Regions from separate parts of the Mus musculus genome. Here region 1 is linked to region 2. The links are chromatin loops, found by intact Hi-C in ENCODE. Cell type or tissue: gastrocnemius. All regions are shown on one strand. Each heading gives the region's core, and the rest is flanking DNA. Links, peaks and the distances in the headings are about the cores only. Region 1 overlaps Gm32679 (a long non-coding RNA gene). Region 2 has its middle 6.6 kb from the start of Hes1.

Region 1 (9,124 bases), core at 399-8,398, 220 kb after region 2:
AGGACTCACTTCAGTCACTGAAGACCCAGGACTCAAGCCACTAACCACCAGCTGTTGACAACCCAGGGCTCACTCCAGCCATTAGCCACTGAGAACTCTAGCCACTGACCATTCAGGACTCACTCCATCTAGTGATCACTCAGAACTCCAGCTACTAACCACTCAGGACTCCAAGCCACTGGCCACCTAGGACACACTCTAGCTATTAACCACCCAAGACTCACTTCAGCTACTGACCACTCAGGACTCCAGCCGTTGACAATGCAGGACCTCAGGACCTCACAGCCCTACACCAGTGATCTGAGGGCATTATCCTCATTATTATGAGGCTTGCCCATAAGCCAATCTGATAGGGAACATTTTCTTAGCATGGGTTCTTTCTTCCCAAATGGCTCTAGCTTGTGTCAAGTTGATCTAAAACTACCTAGCACGAGTGTTATATCAGAGTCAGGGCCTGAAGCTGTTAGATGGCACATCAAATAACTCTATTCTTAAGTTGCAAAGTAGATCACAATTGTTAAGGAGGATAATCACCAAAAATTTTCTTGCCTAAAATCAGTGGAAGATTCTGTGTCGAGACAGCGCTAGAAACATCACAGGTGCCATCTGTTCACGCAGTTTTCTTGAGAAAGGAGAACATGACAGCTACTGCAGCTGTCACAGCTTACACATGGCCACCGCAGGACACTGTCTAAGCCTGTGCCCTCCTGAGAGTATAGATGTTTATGTGCCTGAAACACAGGGGCCATCTTTGTGTTCCTACTTTAAATTGTGAAATTCTAACCATCCACATTGGAAATTTGCCTGGAATTTCAACACACCTCTGCCCCACTATCAAGCAATTCCCCTGGTAGGTGGTTGCCTCGAAAAAATGAAATCAGGTTGAATGAACTCATGGTGGACTCCTCAGGACTTTTTATGGCAGTTTTGGTCACAAAGGCTTCAACCAAATGCATCTTAGATATCCCAAAATGGATGCAGGGATCAGTAGCTAATTGTGGTACATCCATGCCATGAAATAACATCCAGACCAAACAAAGAAAAGAAGAACCCACCACTGGAGCATGCAATAACACAGGCCTCAGAAAGCACACCAAACAAAGGAAGCCGGCCAGAAAGGAGGGCACGTCACACCATTCTACTTCTGTGACACTGTAGAGGAAAACATCCAATCTGGGAATAGGAAGCCAGGTTACCGTTTGCTTTATGCTCTATGCAGACAGAGGGACACAAGGATAGAGAATGAAGAAAACTCCCAGGGTGGTAGAAATGTTTCTGACTGGGTGCTAGATCACATGGGCACATTCATTTGTCAAACTTCACTGAGCATTTAAGGTCTGAATGTTTTACTTTGTGCAAACCTGTAGGAGGGTGGCAGGTTTAAGCAAGATTTTAGCTGTAGAAAGGAAGGTATAACATCAGCCATCCAGGCAGGGAGAGACTAGGTGGGTACAGAGCAGTTAAGCACTAGAGTGAGTTTGCAGAGTGTATCCAGGTCCAGCCAGGGCTTGGGAGAGCTGTCTTCCCACTAATCCTAATGGCCAGGGCCAGCCAGCATCTTGTGCTCCATGCCAGCACTGAGCTGTCACCATGGGTCTGACCACAGCTGCTTTAATAGCAGGTTGGGAGAGCCATTTCCTCTCGGCCATACGGCCACATCACAGCCGCTGGCAGCTCTCTCTGGCCTTCTTCCCTCCACCGCTGACTGCCTTGTGGAGTTCACTGAAGAGCTTTCCCTCTCTTCTTCCCCAGACACCCTTCTAGGATATTTCTGGACCCCCTCTGCCCTTTACATTACCTGAACTCTATGGATGATCAACTCTGGATCCTTGGAATTTGGGGGACAGCTTTCCTGGGCCACGTAAAAATCCCTTCTTGTTTTTCAAGTCCATCTCTGTTTTTTTTTTTTTTTTCTCAACCAAATTGTCAAATCAGATCTCTCCAGATGCCAGCATTTGGTAATAAGTTGCCAGACTGGATGCTCTTCCGAAACAGTATTTTGCTCACATTTTTTTTTTCATCTATTCAAATGCTATCTTAGCCTCTCACCAATTTCGTCACTAAAATGTAGTTTCCCAAATGTCAAGTTTGTCCTATTGAACACCAGCACCAAGCTCTAAGCCTCTTGGAGAACACACAGCTTATTATCTAGTTTTCTTGTCTGTAAGTCACAAGAAAACCTTTTTCATAAGCATAAGGTGACTAGATGAAGCCTTCCCCTTACTGTGATGTTTATATTTTCAATGTTAAAATGAAATCTCTGAGACACCAGACACATGGCACCCAGATGAAGCCTGGTTATCTGGATGTGGGGCCACGGGTGCAGTTCAAGGAAGTTTTGGTCACATGCAGCACGCTATAGCCTGGAAATGTGTATCTGCCACAGGGAGACCCCCAGCCCCAAGCTTGCTTCCCTCTTCTTCTCCTCTGACCCCAGCAACCTATGATCCCCTTTGGTGGAAAACCCAGAAATACAGTTCACCTAGGGTGTCTTGTACTGCTGCTAGAACTAACTCTTCTCAGGGGTCTCCCCTTAGGTGGGCCCACTGATGGAGAAAGGGGGAAGCAAGGTAGCAGGACGTTGGGCCCCTGGCCACCTAGTTCTTTAACCAGAGCCGGGGCCCTTTGATCTGTTTCCTATCTGGAGGGAGCTTCCATGTAAACCTATCAAGATCATGGATTACTGCTGCCACCTCCCCTGGTATTATGCCCAGCACCATCTGATCCTCCAGACGGACACACGAAGGTAGGCTGTCCCTCGCAGAGCTGAATCATGAGAAGTAATCTGCCTGACTATCAGTAAGCATTACTACCTGCGAGTCAGACTGGTAGGGAAGATGGTATCTGGGCTAATTTAGCTCTTGTCTCCCTCTCTCCTTCCTTCCCTCTCACTCCTTCTCTCCTTCCCCCTCTCCTTCCTTCCTCCCTCCCTCCCTCCCTCCCTTCCTTCCTTCCTGCTTTCCCTCCTTTCCTCTGGACCCATTCTGGTGTCTTGCCTGGACCAGACCTTCCTGTGGTAGTAAATTCCTTTCACACTTTTGAGTTGTTTCAAAGTGCATTCAGGAGGTGTGCGCGCCTTCCCTCTGGTCTAGACACAATTACAGTAGTCAGAGGAACTGGGCCTGTCTGAGACTCTCACTTGAGTCCACCTGGGCCCATCTGCTGCCGTCGTAAATCTACAGGGAGCCAAAGGTGACTGCCAGAGGGGGCTGCTGCAAGCTTTTCTTGCTACCAGTTGCTCCGAGTCGCCTCTGCCAGGCCCGAGAAGCGCTGACTCAGCAGAACCAGGCTGCCTCTTGGAGACACGGGGCAGGGTGCGAATTTAAAAGCACAGTGCAAGCCTACCACAGAGCAAACGCAGAACAAAAGGTTAATTCCACGGATAAACAGCTCTCGGTGGCGCTCGACCGAGCGTCTGGTTCCCATTTCGCGGTGCCATTCTGCCAGATGCTCTCTCTGCTCACACATCCTGCTAAGGCTGAGATGAAATACAAAACCAGAAAGCTGCAAGCGTTGCTGGCAGCACAGGGTGGCAACATGCGGGGACACAGAAACCTTGGGAAGTGTCTTAGCTGTTCGCAGACCGCACTACCGCAACTGGCAAGTGGGGGCGGGGCGCTTAGATAAGCTAGTAGAGCCTTACTTGCTCAGACTGCTCAGTCTGAGGAATTTTTTTTTTTTTTTTTTTTTTTTTAAAGAAAACGTGAATGCGAACGTCAATAGAGGGGGCATGGATCTCTTCACCATTCCTCGGGTGCACTGATGAAATTTAAGAGATTCAGGCCAGCTGGGCGTGGTGGGGCGCGTCTTTGATACTAGCACTTGGTTGGCAGAGAGAGGAGGATCTCTGTGAGTTCGAGTCCAGCCTGGTTTACAAAGTGAGTCCAGGACAGCCAGAGCTGGTTATACAGAGAAACTCTGTCTCAAACAAACAAACAAACAAAAACGAACAAAAGATGAAAGCCATATGTAGTGACTCTTGCCTGGACAGCCAGGACTTAGGAAGTAGGGGCAGAAAGATCAGGAATTCAAGGTCAGGCTGGTGAGATGGCTCAGCAGGTAAGAGCACTGACTGCTCTTCCGAAGGTCCTGAGTTCAAATCCCAGCAACCACATGGTGGCTCACAGCCATCCATAATGAGATCTGACGCCCTCTTCTGGTGTGTCTCAAGACAGCTACAGTGTACTTACAAATAATGATAAATAAATCTTTGGGCTGGAATGAGCAGGGCTGGAGCCAGCTGGGTCAAAGCGAGTAGAGGTCCTGAGTTCACAAACATCTGTACAGCTACAGTGTACTCATATACATAAAATAAATAAATAAATAAATAAATCTTTAAAAAAAAAAAGTTCAAAGTCGTTGGAGACCTTGTCTCAAAACAAAAAAGTGGAACGGAAGCAAAAGAGTCACGCGAGGCTCGGTCCGCTTTCCCCAGACTAGGAGATCTAGATTCTTTTCTTGTATATCTTCCTTTGTGTAATGTATTATTACAAGTGCCCATTAGTCCCCCTATGAGCAGGCAGGAAGGACGATTCACCATCTTAGGCATTGACTGCATCCTGTATGAAGAGCATCGTGGACCCTCATGTTTCCTTAGCAAAGGACCCAGACTTGATTAACTTTAAATATTCTATAAGACATTAAATGTAAGTTTGCAAATGCACCACGGAGAGTCGTCTATTTGTGTTTTCTGTCCCTGAATCCCAGAGGTGGCTCCTGTCTCTTCCCATCTGGAAAGTGAATATGCTGTCCTGGATGCTTTGCTGTCCACAGACAGAAGAAGGGACTGGGCCCTGAGGTATTCTCCATCTTGTTGAACACTGTGTCCAATTGCATTGTCCAAAGCAGCAGGTAGCGGTGAAAGGCCTGTAGGCCCCCATTGTGACCGCCTTGGCTGCAGGTGAAAGGTCAGGTCTCAGGCAAGACTCTGACCCTTAACTTTTTTGTGACGACTGTCACAAGGTAGATTAATCAGATTTATGGCATTAAGCTCTAGCAATATCTTTATCCCCTCAGCTCTTTTTCTCCAGCAAAACTCTGTTGGGAAGGACGCAAAAAAAAAAAAAAAAAAAAAAAAATCTGATGAAGCGCGAGCAGTGTTTTTGGTTTATCTCTCACAGTCTTTATTACAAATTGGAAAGTATCGGTCGTGTAGAGGGAGGCCAGGCAGCCCCTTCCTTCAAACAGGGCTTTTATAAGTTCCAGCAAACTGTCCTGGCCCTCAATCAAATGCTCCTTACTGCGGGGACAATGGCGAGGCCAGGGTTCGCTGGTGCCGGTGAGTTTCTTGATGTGGGGCAGACCCTTCTTACTTGACCAGAACAAGCCAGCAATGTCCATAATTAGGACGCTTTGGGCTCATCCCGAGCAGCCCAAGCAGTTGTGGGGCCTGAACGGGACTCAGAGGGGCAGGTGGTCTGCTAGGGGCATAAACAGAGAAGCCCGCAGCTTCAAAGCTCGCAGCAGGCGTGGGAAGGCAGGAGACTGCTGACGTCACAGGGGCTTTTCATCCAGCCTCGCAGGAGAGCACCAACTTCCTGCTGATAGAAATTTGTCCGCAATTTTTTTTCTCATTCAGAAGTGACGGGATCCAGGAGACACTGGCTAGATATGATGACTTGATTAAGACTTGTATAGGCGACCCACATGCCTGGGAACTGGCCAAGAGGGAGCAGGCATCAGCCCGCTCCAGGCTTTCACCAGGAAAGCTGACAGACTGCAGCTAGCAGGTTTCTCCACTCTGGGCTGTGAGGCTGTCAACATTCTGGACTCAGTGGCCCTCTGCGTTGCACCTGTGATTTTGGTATAGCTCTGAAGAGAAAAAGAAAATAACACGGGACTATTTTCCCCATAGTAATTTGCAGTGTGAAGGCAGATCACACAGACTGGACAATTATTTCCTAAGCATCTATTGTGCTCTGAGCCCTGAGCACGCTCTCTAAGATGACATGAGGCTGGATACCAGAGTGGAGGTGGGGAATGTTCATTACGTCTGGGCCAATCGTGTTGCTAAAAGGAAGATCAGTAAGATACAAAGCCTGATTTTGGGGGGGGGGGGGGGGGGCAGATACACTACAGTTGTATTTCATATCTGAGTGTAAATATCCCTCCCACCTTTTAGCTAGAGCAATAGTAGTAGAACTTTGTGACAGTGTTATCATAGGACTAAGTGAAATAATGTCCATCAAATATACAGCAATATGCCTTTAATAAGAATTTAATAAATGCCAATTGCTTTTATAATTATAATGATTATTTATTAAGCACTGACAGCCACAATAGTGCTATGTGCTACGTGGGCAGGGACACCAGCTCCATCCTGTAAGTGAAGAATTTGAGTTCATGGAAGTGAAGTTCTTTGTCCAGTCCAGGATTACACTGCAGGCAGTGGCAGATGGAAGCACCTTAGGCTCCCAAGGTAGCATGAAGACAGAGCTAAGTGTGTAGTGTTTGCCCCAGCAAGAAATAAACATTGTATGGAGCCTCTAAGATTTGGGGGTGATTTGTTATAGTTGTTTAGCTTTCCCTAATGTGGCCAAATGGCAGGCTCACCTTCATATCTTGAGTAAGAGAATATCAGAGGCCAAAAAAGCCCTGAAATAGCAGGGCTCCTGGTCTTTGGGGGGGGGGGGCGGGGGGGAGAGAAACTCCACAAAAAATGGAGACATGACTAGACCATCTTGTCTGCTGGGATTCACTTAGGTTGGTCCCACACGCACACCCCCAGGTTACTTTGAGGTTTTCGTCACTGTCGGTTTTGTGTACACACACACACACACACACACAGCTCTTCTTCATTTGCATCATGACAGAGACCAATTGTTTGCTGTAACTCTTACTGTTTGGAAACAGAAGGTAAGAATTCAGGGTGACAAGGAGTATCTAGGATAGAAGAAAAGATAAACCCGGGAGCCAACAAATCCAACATTGTAATAAATGGTGGCTTTAATCTCTCATTCTACTGCCAAGATTGCCACTGGTCTCCATGGTGTCTTCAGTCCCAGCCTCTACATACCATTCCAGTTACCTAGGCATGCGAGCATTCCCACATTTACTTCTCTCTCTCTCTCTCTCTCTCTCTCTCTCTCTCTCTCTCTCTCTCTGTGTGTGTGTGTGTGTGTGTGTGTGTGTGTGTGTGTGTGTGTGTGTGTGTGTGTCAGGGAAGAATAGAGGGGAGAGGTACACATGCCTGTGGCTAGAGGTTGGCATTGGGTGTCCTCCTCAGTTGCTCCCCACCTTATTTTTCAAGACAGGCTCTCTCACTGAATCTGGGGGTCACCTATTGGACTAGTCCAGTTGTCCAGCAAGCTCCAGAGGCCCCTCCATCTCTGCCTTCTTGGCCCTGAGATTACACACATGCCTTGCTATAGCCAGCTAAGTTCCAGACCTCCTGCCCGAACAGCATAAACTTACTGAATGAACACCCAGGGTCTCCCTAGGCCCTCAGTTTTGAATGCTCTATCAATCCTACTGGGTTCTTCTGCCTACTTCTCCAGAACCCTAGTTTCCATCCTTGCCATCATATCTGTAGGCTATCTCCTCCAAAGTTTGCAGTCCTGGACATAGTCCAGCATTTCTGAGTCTTTGCCTCCTACTACTCAGTGGGGACCAAGCCCCTGTGCATGTCTGGCAGCACCTGGGTTATAGACCCCCCACCTAGGCCTGGCATTTGCCTACCTTGATCTGAAAGAGACCAGAAACAGGATTTCCATGGGAAAGACAGGAAATAAAATGATAACCTCTCAACTTAAAAAAAAAAAAAAAAAAAAAGAAAAAGCTAAATAATGCCCAGTGTTTGTTTGGGTAAATAATCAAAACAAAACAAAACAAAAACCCAACAACCAGCCAAACAAACCAACCCTTTTCTTGGAGTGTGCTGGCATTACCTTTCACAGATTCACGTGTCCATACACTGGGCTCCCACGGCCATCATTTGCATAGGTAGGAGTGTGGTGGTGCGGTTTCCTGTTGTCTTTATGCTGATGTTCAATCTCCTCTTCTCCCCTCACCCCACCAATTATTGAATGCCTTTTTAAAAAAAAGAAAGAAAGAAGGAATCCCCTAACCCAGCAGATGTGTGCGAGCTGTTTGATCTTGGGGCTGAATAGGAACCAAGGTTCTGAGGCTTAGATTATGGTGCAAAAGAGGGGGAAAAAATCTTAAGGGGAACTCTATGAAGGCGGAAGTTTTAGCTTTGATCTCCCTCATTGAGTTTTGCTGCCGGGGTGTGTTTATATCTATTTCTATTTATCTTTTTAGCTCTGAAATTCCGTGCTGCTGTGTCTGCCTTTTGTAACACAACAGAAGGGAGTTTTGTCTAGTTCCGTGCAAGCGATTTAAGTCACTTAAGGTAAGAGTTTAATTTCTCTGGGAAACCAGAAGAAGCCTACAACATAATTTATGGATATCTTTTCCTTTAAAGGATTTTAAAAATAATTGGGGCCACTTTATTTCAAACCAAATGGAAAGAGGCCTATTAAAAAGCAGAGAGGCCTCATTCCAGACAAGGTCTGACTTACCATTCAATTCCTCATTTGCACATCTTCCTCACTAAAGAAAACCCAGACCCTAGGAAGCGTTCTGACCTGCGCAATTTAGAAGAGAGAAATTAAAGTGCATTTATTTATAGCTAAATCCTGTTTCAGAATTTTCCCCAAAGGGGGCTTCTTCAGCTCAGAAAATTGAGTAAGTCTGAGAGTTAACTTGAGAAGGCTTAGAAGGCACCTTCCGTATGGTGGCATTGTGTAATGTCATAGAGATAACCAGTGTGACGGGCTGGAGACTTAGTTCCTACAGCAGGTGGAATGGTGGCTTTTCAGTGTGATACGAACACACCCATCCCCCTCCCGATACTGTTTGCTTGTTTCATTTCAGTTTGAAGATTGCCACAAGTTCTCAGTTACTCTGTGCATTTATCTTCCTGCCCATGCTTTATATGCATTTTTCAGTTAATTTCCCAAGTCAGAGGTCATACGAGTATAACCCAGTGACTGAGCATTTGCCTGCTATGAGCCCCAGGCACGGGGCTCTGGGTTCATCATGGCAAAGAAAAATCAAAGGAACAAAATACATACATGTACAATATTTAATATACATCCAACCAATCAATCAATCAATCAATCTA
Region 2 (9,124 bases), core at 397-8,396:
CCCTCCCCCAACCTCCCACTGAGATCATGTGAAAGATTTCTCCAGCTCTGGTCCCGGACGAGGTGGTGCTTCCTTGACTGCATGACCTTGGGCAAGCCCCCCCCACCCCCCTTTGTGATGGAACGCCAGACACTGTTAAACCCTGGGATTACCACGATGAGAGATAGAGTGGCCGCTCCCACGGAGTATTTATTCTCCAACCTACTGCAGGGGCGCACAGAACCGGGCTTTCTGGACAATGCTTGGGGATTCTGTTTTTCCCTTTGGGGGCTTAGATCGTGTTGCGGGGGGTTGAATCCGGAGGGGTGCCTTTAGGTCATGAAGCCTTCATCGGGTGTAGTTCATTAACAGTGCCTTTAGAAAGCTCGTTGCCAGGTATCTGTGTGGTATGGCTGCCATCTATAGATTCCCCACAAGATTCCCCTGGGAGTGCCTTTAAAAGAGGCAGTAGACAGAAGTAAAAGGATGTAGAGAATCCAGAACAATTAGTCATACGTTAAGCTTCTAGTAGGGCTACTGGTGGAGAGGATCTGTATTCTGTACCTCAGAAAAATATGGCTGAGGTGTTGGAAATATGCTGAGTCATGGGGATGGAGAGGAAGGGAGCTACCGATGGCGTTTAAGGCACAGAACCTGATGTCCTCAGTTATAGAACACTCACAGCGGGTGTAAATGGACATGTAAGAAATTTGAGATCACCACACACAAGACCCTTGGGCATCCTGCTTTATGAAGGACTCTGAACCTTCCCTTAAGACAATGAAGAGCCACAAAGGAGGTTCGCAGTGGAGAAAAGACATCAGGGCTCTCCTTAGGTGACCCTGAGGAAAGTGTCAAGAGCGGACTGCAGGGCTTGGAGACACAGGCCATCTAAGGGAATCAGACTAGTAGAGAGGGCTCCTAAGTGGCACAGGTAGGCTGACATGCTACCTACTTGGTTCAGGTTACCTGACCACTAACCACACACTCCACTGACTTGAGTTAGAAACTTGTTTGCCCTGGGCGAGCTGTTGTCTATTATTTCACAGGCTTCTAACCATTTTTATCTTCTAAGCCTCTCTTCTACCCGCCAGGACAGCCCTCCCCAGAGTTTGCAGATAAACCTTTACCTCAGTGTTTGACTTGCCTTTTGGGGAGAGAGGGAGAGAGAGGGAGAGGGAGAGAGAGAGAGAGAGAATATATATATGCTGCAGAGTGGGCCGGTCCCTATCTTGTTTGAAGAAATGATAAACAATGCCTTCTTTGTTACCCTGCAACCTGGACCAATGAGTTTGGGCACTCCTTTCATGTCCTAAACAGATGGGAAAGTAGTGGCTGCTGAAAGAAAATCGGTTGCTTTTTAAACAGTGGGGTTTTCCTGTATGTTTGAAAATCCTTTAGGTGAAAGGTGGGGTTACCTTCTTTTCAACCCCAATAACCTTCTTAGGCTTCTTTGAAAGCTATTTAAAAAACAAAACAAAACAAAACAAAAACCCTCAACAACAACATTCTCCCAGTGGGTGGGGTGGGGGCGTTTACCCCCTCTCCAGGTTCCCTCCAAGACCCTTCTTAGGCAATAAGGTCTGTTATGACTTTGACTGCTGTCTGCTCTTAAGCCCTCATGCCCCAACCTAGGATACCATCGTCCCTTCTAACGTTTCTCTAGTCTGATTCTATTGCCTCTTGGGCTTTGGTTCCTGGCAAACCAAGAAAGTGTGTGGAGGATGAATAAGTCACATAGGGTCTCCCAGTGCAGCCTCATGCTGTCCCATGGGTCAGGGAGTTAACCACAACTCCTTAACTGTCACTTTAGAACATTTACCCGCTAGAGTGAGCAACTGACTTCACATACACAGTTCTAAGTAGAGGGACAGCAGACCCATGTGATCAAACATTATGTATATGTTTGTGCCTCTGCACTGCCCTCTTGAAATAGTGTTAAGAAGCCATGGAGGTCCTGAGTCTTGACTCTGCTAAGTATTCAAGAACAAGGTCGCTTTGCAGACAGACCCCATAGATGAGGTTTTAGTCTCTTACTCTGGACAGAGAAGGTTTGTCAAATTGGTGCTGTCCACCCACCAACGCCAACGAGGGCAGTGAACTCAATATCCAGAAAGGCTTTTTCGACTTGAAAAGTTCCAAGGAATGTTTTTCAGTCATATCTTCCCCTACTCCCAAAGCAGGAGGAAGACGGAGTCCTGTGCCTCAGTGGGGATGTTTTGAGTGGAGGTCTTTTGGCTCCCATTATGGTGTCAATAAAACAGAATCTTAAACACTGCTTTGTGCCCAGTAATCAGTTGTAACGGGGGCTTCTCCCTGCCTGTCCCCAGTGTAACCCACCACCCGTGAGGGTCTGACTTCTCTGTCTTGCTTTATCACCTGTTGGCTTTTAAAGCATAAAACAAGTATCTGTAGCCTGGGAGAGACTCCCCTTTCCCCACTCGGTTTTTGGGACTGTTTTGTGGGTTTGGTTTAGAGCTAGGGAGGGGTGGTGGTGGTGGTATTTTGCCCGAGGACTCAAAGCTTTTTTTTCTTTCTCCCTCGCATGACTGACTTTCTCACACTCGGATTCCCTGCAGCCTGCCAGAGATGGAGGTTGCTGCCTTGCCAAGAGCTCTCCTGGTAGGGCTATTGAAAGAGCTCAGAGTAAGCACACACTGGGCGGGGTGGATCGCTCACCTCCCCTCCTACCTGCCCCGCACCTGTACTGGGAGCAGCCCTACACATATCACCTGATCACAGCCCTTTCAGACACCGTGAGAAAAATAAAGCCTAGGAGAGAAGAGACGTGTTTGCCTTTCCCCTGGGGTGGCAGCCAGCTAGCTCCTTGCAGCTGGGAGTGTCCAGAAACACATTTGACATTCCAGGCATCCTGTACTTGCATGTTTGTCTGTGGGTGCCTCCTGGCGAGACCGGGGGCAAGAAGGAAGCTGGAGATCATTTTCCTGTGGCCTCTTTTTTAGCCTGATCTCAGGCAGGCATTTAGATGGCATCTGGCATCAGTATCCTTTACTGAAATCATCATCACCATCGTCATCATGATGTCTTCTTAGATAAGAGTCTTTGAGCTCATCACAGAATCCCCAAAGAGAACTTCTCATAACCCTCAAAATGAATTCGAAATTGTTCCTCTATATGTCTTTATGTCCCCTTTGTGTCTATCTAATAAATATGTCTCAAACGAACAAGTGCCTCACCTTCTTACCCAAGGATGACCCCCAGATTTTGGGGTCAGAAAGGTTTAGGCAATCTGTGCCTCCTAGTGGGCACCCTAACCTCCAGAGAGGGAAGGGCTAGCTGGAGGAAATACAGCAATGTAAGCCTTGAGGCAAGGGGTGAGTTGTGGGGGGTGGAGGAGGCATAGCCCAGGCTTACCCACTTCGGTAGTACTGTGGCCCTCAGGTTGTTTTAGGGTGGGATTTACAGAGTTCCGGTCACCAGCCAGGGCCTGTATTTTAAAGTAGAGATATTAATAATGAGTCTTAATTTCTGCAACCCCAGAAACCTAAGCTGATCCCTGGCCAGCATTTAGATGGAGAAAGGAGAGAGATGTCTACTGGGAAAAGCAGGTTCGGGAATGCTTGGAACAAGAGTTTGGTTGCCATGCAGAGGCACTGGAAACAACTGCGAGACTGCATTCCATCTTTGATAAAAATAAGTCGCCACTTCTGAACAAAAAAAAAAAAAAAGGCTTGATTCCTGGCCAAGCCCAGACGGTGCTAAGAGAAGTCGGGAGGGGGTGGAAAACAGAGGCTTTCAACATTGGCTAATAGCCTGTAATGCTCCCCCGCCCCCTAACACTCACTGGAGCCAGCGAGACCAAGGGAATGTGCACTTCCCTAATGGGCTCTGGAGGAGGGTGGCTGCCAAGAAGACCTTCCTCAGCAGGGTGGGGGTGGGGTGCCCACGGTCTGCTCAACTCTCCCACTTGGCTGAGGCATGGGGGACTCAGGAGGCCCTAACTGTGCTCATAGCCAATAGCCTAACCCTCAGTGAGACTTCTGTGAGGTAAGCCTGAAGGCTCAGAGGTGGGGAAGGCATTTCCAGGCACCATGGGATGCTACCTCAGGACTGAGGGCAAGAAAGGTTCCAGCTGGGTTAATGACTGAGGCATGTGAGGACAGGCTCAAGGGCTCTGGGAAGGTTAGGAATGTGGGGGTGAAGCTAGGGCCCTCAAAACCCACGACCTGAAATTATGTGGCTTGCAGATAAGCCACTCAAATGGTGACATCAGACCCGAAGTCTCTCTAAAAATCAAAACCAAAATAAATATAACTGCCCAGAAAAATCAATTGAGTAAAATTCAAGAATGGATATGATATGCGCTGGGCCTGGTGATGCTGGTCTATAAATCCCTCTGAGGCTGGAAGATTACAAGGTCAAGACCCACCCGAGTTAAAGAGTTCAAGACCAGCCTTGGTAACTTAGATCGTGTCTCAGAAAGTCGAGGGCTGGGGATACAGCTTAGTCTTAGGAGGCCCTGTCTAGCATATATGAGACCTTACATACCACTCCCAGTACCTCAGCAGGGTGTGTGTGTGTGTGTGTGTGTGTGTGTGTGTGTATGTGTGTGTGTGTAATGGGTGAATACATACAACATATTTTCAATCTCCTCTGCTCCGCTCCATCCTCCAGTTTATCTCAGATTATAGGAAGCCACAGGCTCCAGGCACCACGGAAAGAGATTCTTCGTTCATGTAACAAGTGAGGAAACAGGCCAGGAGGAAATGGCTTGTACAAGTCCGTGGTTGCCTCTCTAGAGAAGGAGTAGCCAATCCTGGACCAGCCTCAGGCTCTCCACCTTTCGATCTAGAAACTCGCCCTACCCTCTCTATAGGAGAAGAACACTTTGGGTCACTGCATTACCCGGTATTTCAGCTGAGGAGGAAGAGGCCCTGCTGCGGTGCACCTTGGGTAATCTGAAGCATGGAGCTTTTAACAGACATCCCTGAGTTTTCTGGACTGTCTTGCCCAGGTTTGCTTATCATCCTGTCTTCTCTGTGAGGGAAGGAATCTTGACTCCTCAGTTCCAGGAGACAGAAAGGAGCCACAAGTACAGGCAGCCTGGCCCCTCCCAGCCATCCAAGCTAAGCCAAGCCACTTGGCCTTCTCTCTTAGGGTTAATCTTTATGCACTAAAACAATGGCTCCCAACCTGTGGGTAGAGACTGCTCTAGGGGGTCAGTCAACCCTTTCATGGGGTTGCATATCAGATACCCTACATATTTACATGATGACTCATAACTAGCAAAATTACAGTTATGAAGTAGCAATGAAATAATTTTATGGTTAGGAGTGACCTCAACACAAGGATCTGTATTAAAGGGTCACAGCGTTGTAAGGTTGAGAACCATTGCTGGGACAGGAAGATGGGGAGAGAGAATAGTTCTGTCCCTGGAATTTGAATCTTCAGATGCTAAGTTTTTCTCTCAGAAACATGACTTTAGGGGAGAGAACACACAGAGAGAGAGACCTTGCTTGAGCTTTGGGCTAATACCACATTTATCCAAGGGATGGGTAAGACAAATAATGATTTCCCAAGTTGCTGAGAGATGATGCTTGTGTGTGAACTATATATTTTCCTTTGGGATGCTGAACTTAGAGAACAGTTCAGGAAGAGAGTCCAGGGAGATGGCACAACTGTCTGCTATAGTCTCCCTCGGAAGATCTTAGAACGTGACATCGGCTTTCCCACTGAGGTTCCTTGAAAGAATTCTAGAACTTGTTCCCTTTCTCAGTGGTTAGTCATCTGCCCTGTGTGGTCTGTAGCACTGTAGTCATAGATCAAATCTCACAGAATGGAAGTGGGTTTTCATGGCGCCAGGGAATGGGGTGGAGAGACTGCATCCTGCTCTGGGGTCCGCATGGGGGGAAGAGGTTCCCGAGAGGTCACGGGATGGTTCAGGACAAAGGGAGACTCAGGACCAAACTTTAATCTCTGTCATCCCTTCAACTTCTGTGGGTGTGGTGGAGACTATTTTGGGTCCCCTTGGGGTTGCTCAGTATGTGGACATTGTGTGGAGTATGAACTGAGTTTTTCCTTTTGTGGGACTGAACTGCAACAGGGCCAATCTTGGCTGCTATCCTAGAAGGCCCATGGAAAATGAGCTCTCTGGAAACATGCTGGCGCATGCCAAGCTGGCCTGACCTCACAGGAGAGGCCTCTTGATCAAGTATGTTGTTAGCTCCTGGAGGAGGTTGCCAGGCACTGTGTGACTTGCACAAATATCCAGCTGGGCCTTAATCTCAGCAGGCTCCCACAGTCACTTAGGAACCAAGTACCCAAGTTCAAGTACTGTCCTGCATGATCTATACCCTCCTCAGTTACTCTCAAAGGCCTGCTGCTGGGGACAGCCAGCGACTTGGTTTCTGGACTGGTCTGTTGCCTTGGTGGAAGGCTCCTAGTCAGTTTGCCTTGTTTCTAATGAATGCTGTTGACTGTGAATAGAGTGAAGGTTAGATTTTTCCATTTCTGGTTAGTTGATTAATTCTGCACAACAAACTTTTTGAGCACCTAGTATGCGGGAGTCAGAGTTATGTATCTATTCGACAGTTACTTCCATATCTTCCCACTATACAAATGTTATTCATCTGTTTGGAATGGTGACATTCCAAGTTCATAGTTCAGAAATGCCACCCGACACACACACACTTCCTCTATTTTATTATTATTGAATGTTCATTTCATTATTTATTTACTTAATTATTATTTGTGTGTGTGTGTGTGTGTGTGTGTGTGTGTGTGTGTGTATGGTGCCAAGAATTGGAACCAGGTGCTCCCTAGGCAAGCAGTGTACAGTTAAGCTATATATGCTAAGCTGCATCTCACACTCCCAATTTCCCTTGATTCTCTAGTAAATGAGCTATTTGGGAAATAACCTCCTGCAGAGTAGACACTCTGATATCTGGATCATAAACACAGGAATCAGCTTCGATTTAAGGAGATCAGTTGTATGGGCAGTTAAGGGATCCTCAGGCCACACTTACTTTCCAAACTTTTAACTGCTTAGTCAGAGGGGTGGGTTTACCTTTGACCACGCCCAGTGATCACCTGTGGGCAGCCAGCACCCTCCTGGATACTCGTTTCCTGAGGAATCTGTGTCTGTCCGTGTTTTCCCAGGCCTATCTTTATTGATGGTTATTAAACACACACCAGCACACAGCAATGTGCAGGTACAAAGCAATTCCCAGGGTAAGGTACGTGGGAAGGAGCGAGATACTGCACTCTCAAACAATTCTCCTGTAATCGCAGCCTGCCATATCTTTGTAAAGTTAATAAGTAAGATTTAAGCAGGCAGGTCCCATCATGGCAACGCAGATAGAAAGGGTAAAAGTGCCAGTGGGTAGGCCAGGCATCCTCCTGGAAGACTGGCAGAGAAAACGAGAAGGGCAGCTGGGACAGGTGACCCCAGTGGGCCCTCACCCAGGCCATGCACAAGGGCAGCAGATGCCTGGGAGCTGAGACCCTACTTCTTGCGTCCCCTACCGTCCTGCTTCTCTTTTCCTGCCAGCTCCTCGTGGGAGATTCTGTGCAGTCAAGAAGTAGATAGTAATCCTATCCCGACACACTGGGTGAAGTGTGACTGGGGCACACAGAACACCTGTTTTTATAGAGCAGCCCAACACACCTGTGGTTTTATGGTGCCGAGTGATAAAGGAGGCTGTAAAGTCACAGGGGCAATGTCCTGCTATTTAAATAGAGCCTTCCTCTGGGAGTGGCGAGTGATCTCCAGCTGAGGTTTGATTGGCCCGATGATTACTCGCATTAGGAATGTTGGGCATAGACTGTGTATGTGCTCAGGAAAATCGGGCGAGCAGAGTACCTGCAAGGCTGACTTCCTTAGGAGACAGGCTGCCTGAGTTCAAGTTGGAACTTAGGTGATTTCTAGCTGTGTGACATAGTAATTCATAGTAATTCAATTTTCTTACACACACAAACACAAATAGAAAACATACAACTGTATATAATATATAAATATATATTTCTATATAAATATATAAAATATATTTTATAATATACTATATATTGTATATTCAAACATATATTTATCTATATAATATCTTATCTATTTATTTATGTAATATACTAACATATACTAATATATAATAATGATATATTATATGTAATTCATAGTATACATAATATATACTTGTATGTAATATAGGTATTATAGATATATGTATGTATTATGTATTAGCATATTTTAACATATGTAATATATGCATATATATATGTATATATAATACTTAAAATAACTTGCAAATATAATGTACATGTTTAGATGCTTTCATTTTTCCTATATGTGTATTTCTGATAACTAAAGTACTTCCATTCATCTAAAAACATTCACAGAATGTTAATATTGTCAAAGAAATAGATGGAGAAGCACTATAATGAGTTGGTCCATGCCCATATTTGATAGAACAGAAGCTTCAACCTGGTTAAATGAATCACAGCTCTGCAGCCAGGAGAAAGCTTTAAAGATGATCTGCCTCTGCTGTTTTTCCAGGGAGGAGGGTTGGCTAGCGCTTATTTGCTGGCAGATAGGGTGCAGAGCTTGGTGTGGCCTTGACTTCTTTGCAGTGAGCCTGGGCTCACAGAGAGGAACCGTATGCATGGTGCTAAGAGCGTCTGAAAGACTGTGGGCCAGGGTATGGGGTGTCCTTCTCCCACCTTGCCCAGCTCAAGGGACGGGGGACCCAGGACTCCAGAAAGATGCTCAAGCAAAGAAACAAAGCCCCAGACTTACTTAGGAAAGTAAGATTGGTGGATAAGATAAATATCCAAGACCTTTCTGGCTGGCTCCTTGTCTGTGTGGGTGGTCTCAGCTGGGGCACACCGGGGACAAGAGGCAGCGCTGTTCTTAGTAGTCAGCAAGACCAGCATAACCTGGGACTCATGACTGTACTAGATCGCTTGTTCACCTGCTCATTCAGCCATCTCCAGGCCTTCTGAAGGGAAGTGAGACACGATTCATGCTTGGCACCTGTGGGTGATGGATGGAGGTGATGCCCTCCATCCACTGCCCCTTGAGGAATGAGCTTCAGTTTGTTCGTTATTGTTGTTCATTGTTGCTGTTGTTGTTGTGATAGGGTTACATGAAGCCCAAACTGGCCTTGGGCTCCAAATCCTTCCACCTTCTACT

The links. Hi-C counts contacts between places; a loop is a spot of excess contacts. Peaks named below come from ENCODE experiments on the same cell type or tissue, not always from the same donor. Only the 100,000 strongest peaks of a DNase experiment are listed, where the experiment ranks them.
Region 1: a loop joins it to region 2, with 2.5 times the contacts of the local background. A loop is called at or near these places in 13 of 42 quality-filtered maps.

What each region holds. Positions count from the first base shown.
Region 1 is chr16:29,833,795-29,842,918 of GRCm38, reverse strand. It overlaps Gm32679 (a long non-coding RNA gene), which reads left to right. Exons shown (of 4, transcript XR_875997.2): 3 at 8,260-8,350. Among named protein-coding and RNA genes, the nearest start is that of Gm32679, 12 kb to the left of the region's middle. In gastrocnemius, for the core only: no CTCF peak of the experiment used is centred there; DNase peaks (open chromatin) are centred at 3,272, 3,552, 5,483, 5,632 and 2 more places; H3K4me3 peaks cover 892 bases; H3K27ac peaks cover 700 bases.
Region 2 is chr16:30,054,153-30,063,276 of GRCm38, reverse strand. No RefSeq gene overlaps it. Among named protein-coding and RNA genes, the nearest start is that of Hes1, 6.6 kb to the left of the region's middle. In gastrocnemius, for the core only: no CTCF peak of the experiment used is centred there; DNase peaks (open chromatin) are centred at 2,569, 2,851, 3,790 and 6,134; H3K4me3 peaks cover 35 bases; H3K27ac peaks cover 2,423 bases.